2 separate regions of the Homo sapiens genome follow, and region 1 is linked to region 2. A link is an interaction called in ENCODE POLR2A ChIA-PET data of the cell type or tissue named here. Cell type or tissue: A673. All regions are shown on one strand.

Evidence for each region. Peaks named below come from ENCODE experiments on the same cell type or tissue, not always from the same donor. Only the 100,000 strongest peaks of a DNase experiment are listed, where the experiment ranks them.
Region 1: POLR2A ChIA-PET joins it to region 2 with 6 read pairs; 2 of 35 experiments call an interaction of 5 or more read pairs at or near these places.

Annotation. Positions count from the first base shown.
Region 1 is chr13:46,045,667-46,049,666 of GRCh38, forward strand. All of the region lies in intron 1 of ZC3H13 (zinc finger CCCH-type containing 13), which reads right to left. Among named protein-coding and RNA genes, the nearest start is that of ZC3H13, 5.1 kb to the right of the region's middle. In A673, a CTCF peak has its summit at 2,229; a DNase peak (open chromatin) is centred at 2,265; H3K4me3 peaks cover 3,786 bases; H3K27ac peaks cover 4,000 bases.
Region 2 is chr13:45,980,733-45,984,732 of GRCh38, forward strand. All of the region lies in intron 10 of ZC3H13 (zinc finger CCCH-type containing 13), which reads right to left. Among named protein-coding and RNA genes, the nearest start is that of ZC3H13, 70 kb to the right of the region's middle. In A673, no CTCF peak of the experiment used is centred here; no DNase peak of the experiment used is centred here; H3K27ac peaks cover 163 bases.

The sequences.
Region 1 (4,000 bases), 65 kb after region 2:
GTCACAGGTAAACAGAGATAATATCTTCTAAAACATGCCTTACTGGTGAATTTATAACAGCTGTGAGATCTGTTGGCTAGAATTGTACCTCTTCTGCAGAGTGAACGAATATGATCCTACTCACACAGTGAAGTTTTCATAGTACAATCAACCTCAGAAGATACAGTACAAAATGTTTACTTTATAAAAGTTACTTACAAAAATTGCTTCAAAATTTAGTAACTCAAAGTTGTTAACCATCAACTGGTTAACTGAAAAAGAGTTATGCTAAAGAAAATGGAAAAATAAAATTGGGTGAAAATTTTCATAGCAGAAATTATGTTTCATAAGTTTAAGGGACAACAGCAGTTATGTTCCAAAAATCAGGTTGAGAAAAATGAATGATATTTTAGTATTTTCTTTGCCTGACAGAAGTCAAAACAATCTGATCAAGCATATTTATTTTCCAGTAACACAAAAACAAAACAAAACAAAACTCAATGTTGATAGAAACAACTTTCAAAACAGGACAGACTGTAGAACTAGAAAAAGTCGAGGTGTTTCTATAATCTATACTACACTGACATAAAATTCAAAGGTGTTAAAAGTAATTATCAGACTATTTTACCATTATTAGTAATAACAAAAAAGGCAAATTGTAAAAATATTTTTATTTTATTTTACGTTTAAGCTCTGTTAGATTTGATGTAAACATAAAAATATTTTTTAAGGGCCAGGCACAGTGGCTCGTGCCTGTAATCCCAGCACTTTGGGAGGCCGAGGCGGGCGGATCATGAGGTCAGGAGATCGAGACCATCCTGGCTAACATGGCAAAACTCCGTCTCTACTAAAAATACAAAAAAAAAAAAAAAATTAGCTGGGCATGGTGGCGGGCGCCTGTAGTCCCAGCTACTCTGGAGGCTGAGGCAGGAGAATAGCATGAACCCAGGAGGCAGAGCTTGCAGTGAGCCGAGATCACACCACCGCACTCCAGCCTGGGCGACAAAGCGAGACTCCATCTCAAAAAAAACAAAAAAACTCTCTCTATATATATATATGTATGTAAATAAAACATTCAAAAACTGAAACTATAGTAAAAATCTAATCCAATGACATAATTGGGTAATTCAACTAGATTTGCAAGTATCAGATAATGACAGTATATTATGACATTAGAAAACAATATTAAATTCTAGACCAAGATACAATCCAGAGCATACACTACTGTGGGAAGAGGGTAGAAACTGCCTCATAAGGGGAAGGAAAAAAAACACCATACTATATCCCGCTTTATACAAACTAAATATTAGTTGAAATCTTATCAATCATCAAAAGTTACTAGAATGAACCACAGCAGCTAAAAAAGTTTCATTTAGTCTCTATAAAGATCACAAATCTTTAATGTGGTTTCAAAGTAAAGACATATCACTTTAAAGGAAATTAAATCGTGGTAGTACCTAATTGAAACAGCAATAAAAAATTATAAACAGTGTTTGGTTCAATGAGGTACTTCAGGTCACACTTTTAAAAGAATCCAAAGACTAAGAACAACATTTGATAAATAAAAGATGGTGCATCAAGGAAGGAAAATATGAAATAATATATGGTGATTTTAAATTGGAAAATCTATATTTTTATCAATATAAAATGTAATAATTCTTTTGATATAATAGCAATTAATTTTTAGTGATTTTAAAAACAGAATTACTTCACAGTAATTATAAATTTAAGAACCAGTGGAGAGCATCACATAAACAATAATTTGCTGCAACACAAAATCAATTAAATATTAATTGTTCTCCAAGTAAGGAACTACACACCAATTCTACATACTGGTGTTAGCATTATAAGATAATCTTTGATTTAATTTTTCTTAGACTCATTCTCAGCTGAAATGTGAACATACGGAGGAGAAGCTGGTAAAATTTCCTATGTCTATTTGATTTACTGAGCACGAAAAAACTGAAAGCTAAGAGAAGTGGAGCTGAGAAAGATCTAGAAAATGTAGAGCTTTGAGAAAAACTTTTTTAACAATATATATCCAAGCATGATTCAATAATAAGTAAATGTATCACAATGTATAAGAAGTTTGAGAAAAACATAAAGTTTCATTATATATTGCTACATTAATATACAAATATAGAGTAATCCTCAACCAATAATTCAATTTTTAAAACATTTCTTAATAAACAAAATTGAATAGGTTCCAAAATTTCCTTATTTGCTAGTTATGTAGAACTTAGAAAACAGGCACAACCATCCCACCACACTGCCTCAAGTGGACTAACACTAATTTTTTATTTTTCCCTCCACTGTCACTGGAAATGAGTTAGTTCTGCCCCCAACATCTCTACTACCCCCAACATGCCTCCACTCCCAGCTCAGTCTCCTTCAAAAAATTCAATGGTAATGGTTTCCAGTTAGGACGACAGGCTATTTATTATCGTACTTATTATACTTAAAACATTGGTCATCTATCATCTCCTTTCTTTTTACTTTTTGAGGGTTCCAGGTATTAACTCTACAGTTTCTTTTTCTGGTCTGTCCTCTGTTGCCTGATTCGCACTACTCTCCTCCCTTGACCTATTGCTTTGCTGGTCTGAGAGCTTCTCTCCAATCCTAGACTCCCTAAGGCAAACTTTGAAGATTTCGCCGGGCGCGGTGGCTCACGCCTGTAATCCCAGCACTTTGGGAGGCCGAGGCGGGCGGATCACGAAGTCAGGAGATCGAGACCATGCTGGCTAACATGGTGAAACCCTGTCTCTACTAAAAATACAAAAACAAAATTAGCCGGGCGTGGTGGCAGGCGCCTGTAGTCCCAGCTACTCGGGAGGCTGAGGCGGGAGAATGGCGTGAACCCGGGAGGCGGAGCTTGCAGTGAGCCGAGATTGCGCCACTGCACTCCAGCCTGGGTGACAGAGTGAGACTCCGCCTCAAAAAAAAAAAAAAAAAAAAAAAAACTTTGAAGATTTCAAGGGTTGGACTTGCTATGAAAGACAATCAAGTGAAGACTAATGATCCACCTCCTCACCTCCCTCACCCTACGCCCATATTCTTTCCACAGAGACAAAATTGCTTTTACCAGTGACATCAAGAACTATTCAAGATTCACCTACATAGTAATTATCCCAGGAATTTCACTTGCAGCTACTACTGTACTGAGTCTCCCAATTTAGCGAAGAAATGAAATTAAGTAAAAATGTGGCCAAGCGCAGTGACTCACGCCTGTAATCCCAGCACTTTGGGAGGCCAAGGCAGGCGGATCACGAGGTCAAGAGATTGAGACCATCCTGGCCAACAGATCGAGACCATCCTGGCCAACATGGTGAAACCCCGTCTCTACTAAAAATACAAAAATTAGCTGGGTGTGGCGGTGCACGCCTGTAATCCCAGCTACTCGGGAAGCTGAGGCAGGAGAATCGCTTGAACCCGGGAGGTGGAGGTTGCAGTGAGCCGAGATCGCGCCACTGCACTCCAACCTGGCAACAGAGGGAGACTCCGTCTCAAAAAAAAAAAAAAAAAAGATGTACTCTACTTTTTCTCAGACTCCAAGAGTACCATACTTTGTCCTAAAGTAATACAGCATCTGAGTATGCGGTCTGGGTTACAGCAAGGTCCTGGACTGAACATTTAAAACAAGAATAATGACAACAATAATACACACACACATATTCTTAATAAAATGTTCTTTAATGTGATATATATATGTGTGTGTGTAAAACGTCTGGTGAAAAAAGAAAAAAGCAGAAACTGAAGATTTCTAACTGAAAAAATTCTTCTGATCATCCATGTAAAAACTTCCACAAGTAGTCAACAATAAAATGTTACTTAAATATTACTAATGAGACATTCATGAATTTGAATAAACAAAATGCTTCATGCTTGTAAAGAACACAATATATAACTTTAAAAATCCCATTTATCTAAAAATATACACACTATCTACAATACAGCAGAAAAACATTTCCTTTTTCATATATTAAAACTAAATGTTACCAACTAATGTGACAATTAGAATTTT
Region 2 (4,000 bases):
GTTGCCAGGGGTTGGGGCCAGGGGCCAGGGGAGGGTTGTGGCTATAAAGGGGTAATAAAAAGGAATCTTAGGATGTTATAGATGAGTATCTTGACTATGGAAATGGGCTACACATATGATAAAACTACAAAAAGCTACATACAGACATACACCCAAGTGCATGTATACTGGTGAAATGTGAATAAACTCTATGGATTGTACCAATGTCAATTGTTTGGTTTTGATACTATGCTATAGATAAGATGTTAGATGTTAACACTGGAGAAGTTGGGGTAAGGATAAACAAAGTTTCCCTGTACATTTATTTGCAATCTCCTGTGAATTCCTAATTACTTCAAAACAAAATGAAATTTAAAAAAAAGCTTTTTTTGAGCAGTGAGGGTTAGGAGTAGAGAAACAGTACTGGGGCTGTGATAATTTAGGAATATCTGGCAAAAACAAAGACAGAAACTCTGAGGGCCCTGCCCTCAACCTCATAGAATTACCATGGATAAATCTTTGACAAAGATGAGTTCACTCCAAACTTAAAAGAACATATGATGATTTCCAATTTCATCCATGTCCCTACAAAGGACATGAACTCATCATTTTTTATGGCTGCATAGTATTCCATGGTGTATATGTACCACATTTTCTTAATCCAGTCTATCACTGTTGGACATTTGGGTTGGTTCCAAGTCTTTGCTATTGTGAATAGTGCCGCAATAAACATACGTGTGCATGTGTCTTTATAGCAGCATGATTTATAGTCCTTTGGGTATATACCCAGTAATGGGATGGCTGGGTCAAATGGTATTTCTAGTTCTAGATCCCTGAGGAATTGCCACACTGACTTCCACAAGGGTTGAACTAGTTTACAGTCCCACCAACAGTGTAAAAGTGTTCCTATTTCTCCACATCCTCTCCAGCACCTGTTGTTTCCTGACTTTTTAATGATTGCCATTCTGACTGGTGTGAGATGGCATCTCATTGTGGTTTTGATTTGCATTTCTCTGATGGCCAGTGATGCATCATTCTCAGTAAACTATCGCAAGAACAAAAAATCAAACACTGCATATTCTCACTCATAGGTGGGAATTGAACAATGAGAACACATGGACACAGGAAGGGGAACATCACACTCTGGGGACTGTTGTGGGGTGGAGGGAGGGGGGAGGGATAGCATTAGGAGATATACCTAATGCTAAATGACGAGTTAATGGGTGCAGCACACCAGCATGACACATGTATACATATGTAACTAACCTGCACATTGTGCACATGTACCCTAAAACTTAAAGTATAATAATAATAAAATAATAAATAAATAAATAAACAAATAAATAAAAAAGAAAAAAAAGAACATATGACAAACTAACCCACCCAAAGACAGAATCAAAAGGCACTTCCCCAAGATTTAAAAAACAAACAAAAACACAAAGAATACAAATGTAACAGGCTTTTGAGACCTAAAAGAATTACAGCATGATTCTACGGGTATTTTAATAATCAAAATAGCTGTGAAAAATATTTTAATAATTAAAGACCAGGAAGAAAAAATTTAAAACATTTTTACAGACTACAAAAAGGCTACATATAACATCTAGGAAAGAATGGATTAACCATCAGATTAGATGCAGCTAAGAAAAAATTGGTAAACTAGAAGGTAAGCCTGAGAATATGACCTAGAGGCGAAACAGATAAAGAGATGAAAAATTTGAAAGTTAAGAATGAAAGAAGATACAATGAGGAGATTTAATCTGTCTAAAACTATATGTTGTTTAGAGTTACATTTAAAAAAAAATTAAGCCTGAAAGGATGGAAAAAGATATATCAAACAAATACTAACCAAAAGACAGCTGCCAGCAAAACAATCTTCAAGAAAAATACAGGCTGAATGCCCTTTATCTGAAATGCTTGGGACCACAGGTGTTTTGGATTTTGGAATATTTGCATTATATTGGTTCAGCATCCCTAATCTGAAAAATTGGAAATCCAAAATGCTCCAATAAGCATTTCCTCTGAATGTTATGTCAGCTCTCAAAAAGTCTGGATTTTATCAGTTGCTAGTGGCTATAGAAAAAACAAAAAACAAAAACAAAAAAAATTACATTAAAAAGTTTTAGATTTTGGAGCATTTCAGATTAGGGATGCTCAACCTGAACCTGGCATAAACAGTCATTCTATAATGAATAAAGAAAGAAATAACTCAATTTACGTGTACCTAATAGCAAAGCTTCAAATATTCAAATAAAAAAATGATCAAACTATAAGTAGAAATCAACAAATCTACAAATTCCACAATCACAGTGGAAGACTGAACTCACCTCTCTGTAATGACAGAACAAACAGACTAAGAAAAATTACATGTAGATTTGAAAGTGTAGTTAAAACAAACTTTATCTTAGAGAAACATTTTGCATTCAACCATTACAAATGCAACTCCTTTGAAAGCATATGCAGAACACTTATAAAAACAGACCACTGAGCCACAAAATAAGAGTTAACAAATACATATCCCAAAGAACTGACTTTCAACAGAGTATTTTCTGACAACTAAAATGGGGGGAGAGAACTTAATCCTTAACACAATAAAAAGTATCTGCAAAAAATCTACAAACACCATACTTAGTAATAAAATGCCAGCAACAATCCTTTAAAATCTGAAACAAAGCAAAGCCCCTTCTACTTATATATATATATTTTTTTTTTTTTTTTTTTTTTTTTTTTTTTGAGACGGAGTCTCACTCTTTCGCCCAAGCTGGACTGCAGTGGCGCTATCCCGGCTCACTGCAAGCTCCGCCTCTTGGGTTCATGCCATTCTCCTGCCTCAGCCTCCCGAGTAGCTGGGATTACAGGCGCCCACCACCACGCCCGGCTAATTTTTTTGTATTTTTAGTAGAGACGGGGTTTCACTGTGTTAGCCAGGATGGTCTCGATCTCCTGACCTCGTGATCCGCCCGCCTCGGCCTCCCAAAGTGCTGGGATTACAGGCGTGAGCCACCGCGCCCGGCCCCTTCTACTTATATTTAACACTGTATTGATAAAGATGCTCAGAAGGTTACTGACAGAAAATTAATAATCAGAAAAGAAGAGCCAAATCAGTGTGTTCCTAGGAACATCTGTTAAGAGAATCTAATTAGATCAAGAAAATACAGCAACATCATTTAAATGTAAGATTAATACACAAATGCCAATTACCATTTCCAGGTACCAACAAAGCATTAGAAAATGCAATGTTTTAAAAGACACCATTTAGTGACATATGTACACAGTTATTCACTAAAGCACTGTTTGAAAGAGATAAAGATTGGAAAACCAAAATACCCAGTAATGCAGCACTTGCTGACTTTATGGTATATTCTACAATAGAGAACAAGTACCAAAAGAAGAAAATAGCTGTTTACCACAAAGAAAGACATGAAAGATATTTTTACTAGTTGAAAATAGTAGGATATAAAACAGTACATAGTTTTTTCCAGTGTTTTTAAAAATTAGTTTTGTAAAACCAGAGGGGAAAACAAATGGATATATATTTGCTTGTGTAAAATGTTTTTTGGGAAGAATACATACAAAGCTGGCAAAAGAGTGGTCAGGGTACAACGGAGGCTTTTCACTATATATCCTTTTATACATTCAAAATTTTGAACCATGTAAATACATAATTTACATCTTACAAAATGTAAAAGTACTATTTAAAATGGCAATAAAAAATAGAGGATACACAGGAAAAAATGTAAAAAATATTAATGAGAAATATTATAAATTGATTAAGTTGATGCATTGAAATAAAAATCCAACAGTTTTTTTATGAAATTAAAAACTGTTTTCTAAAATTGATATGAAAAAGTAAAAGGTCAAGAAAAGACAAGGCAGCTCAAAGAAGCTAAAGGACCCTCAACACAAATATGAAGCTGTAATACTGACCAAGGATTGACTAACAGACCAATGGAAAGAATAAAAGTGATCAAAGTTCTGCAGCAGTGTTTGGGGAGAGGGGAGAAAAGCAGGTGGAGGTAAA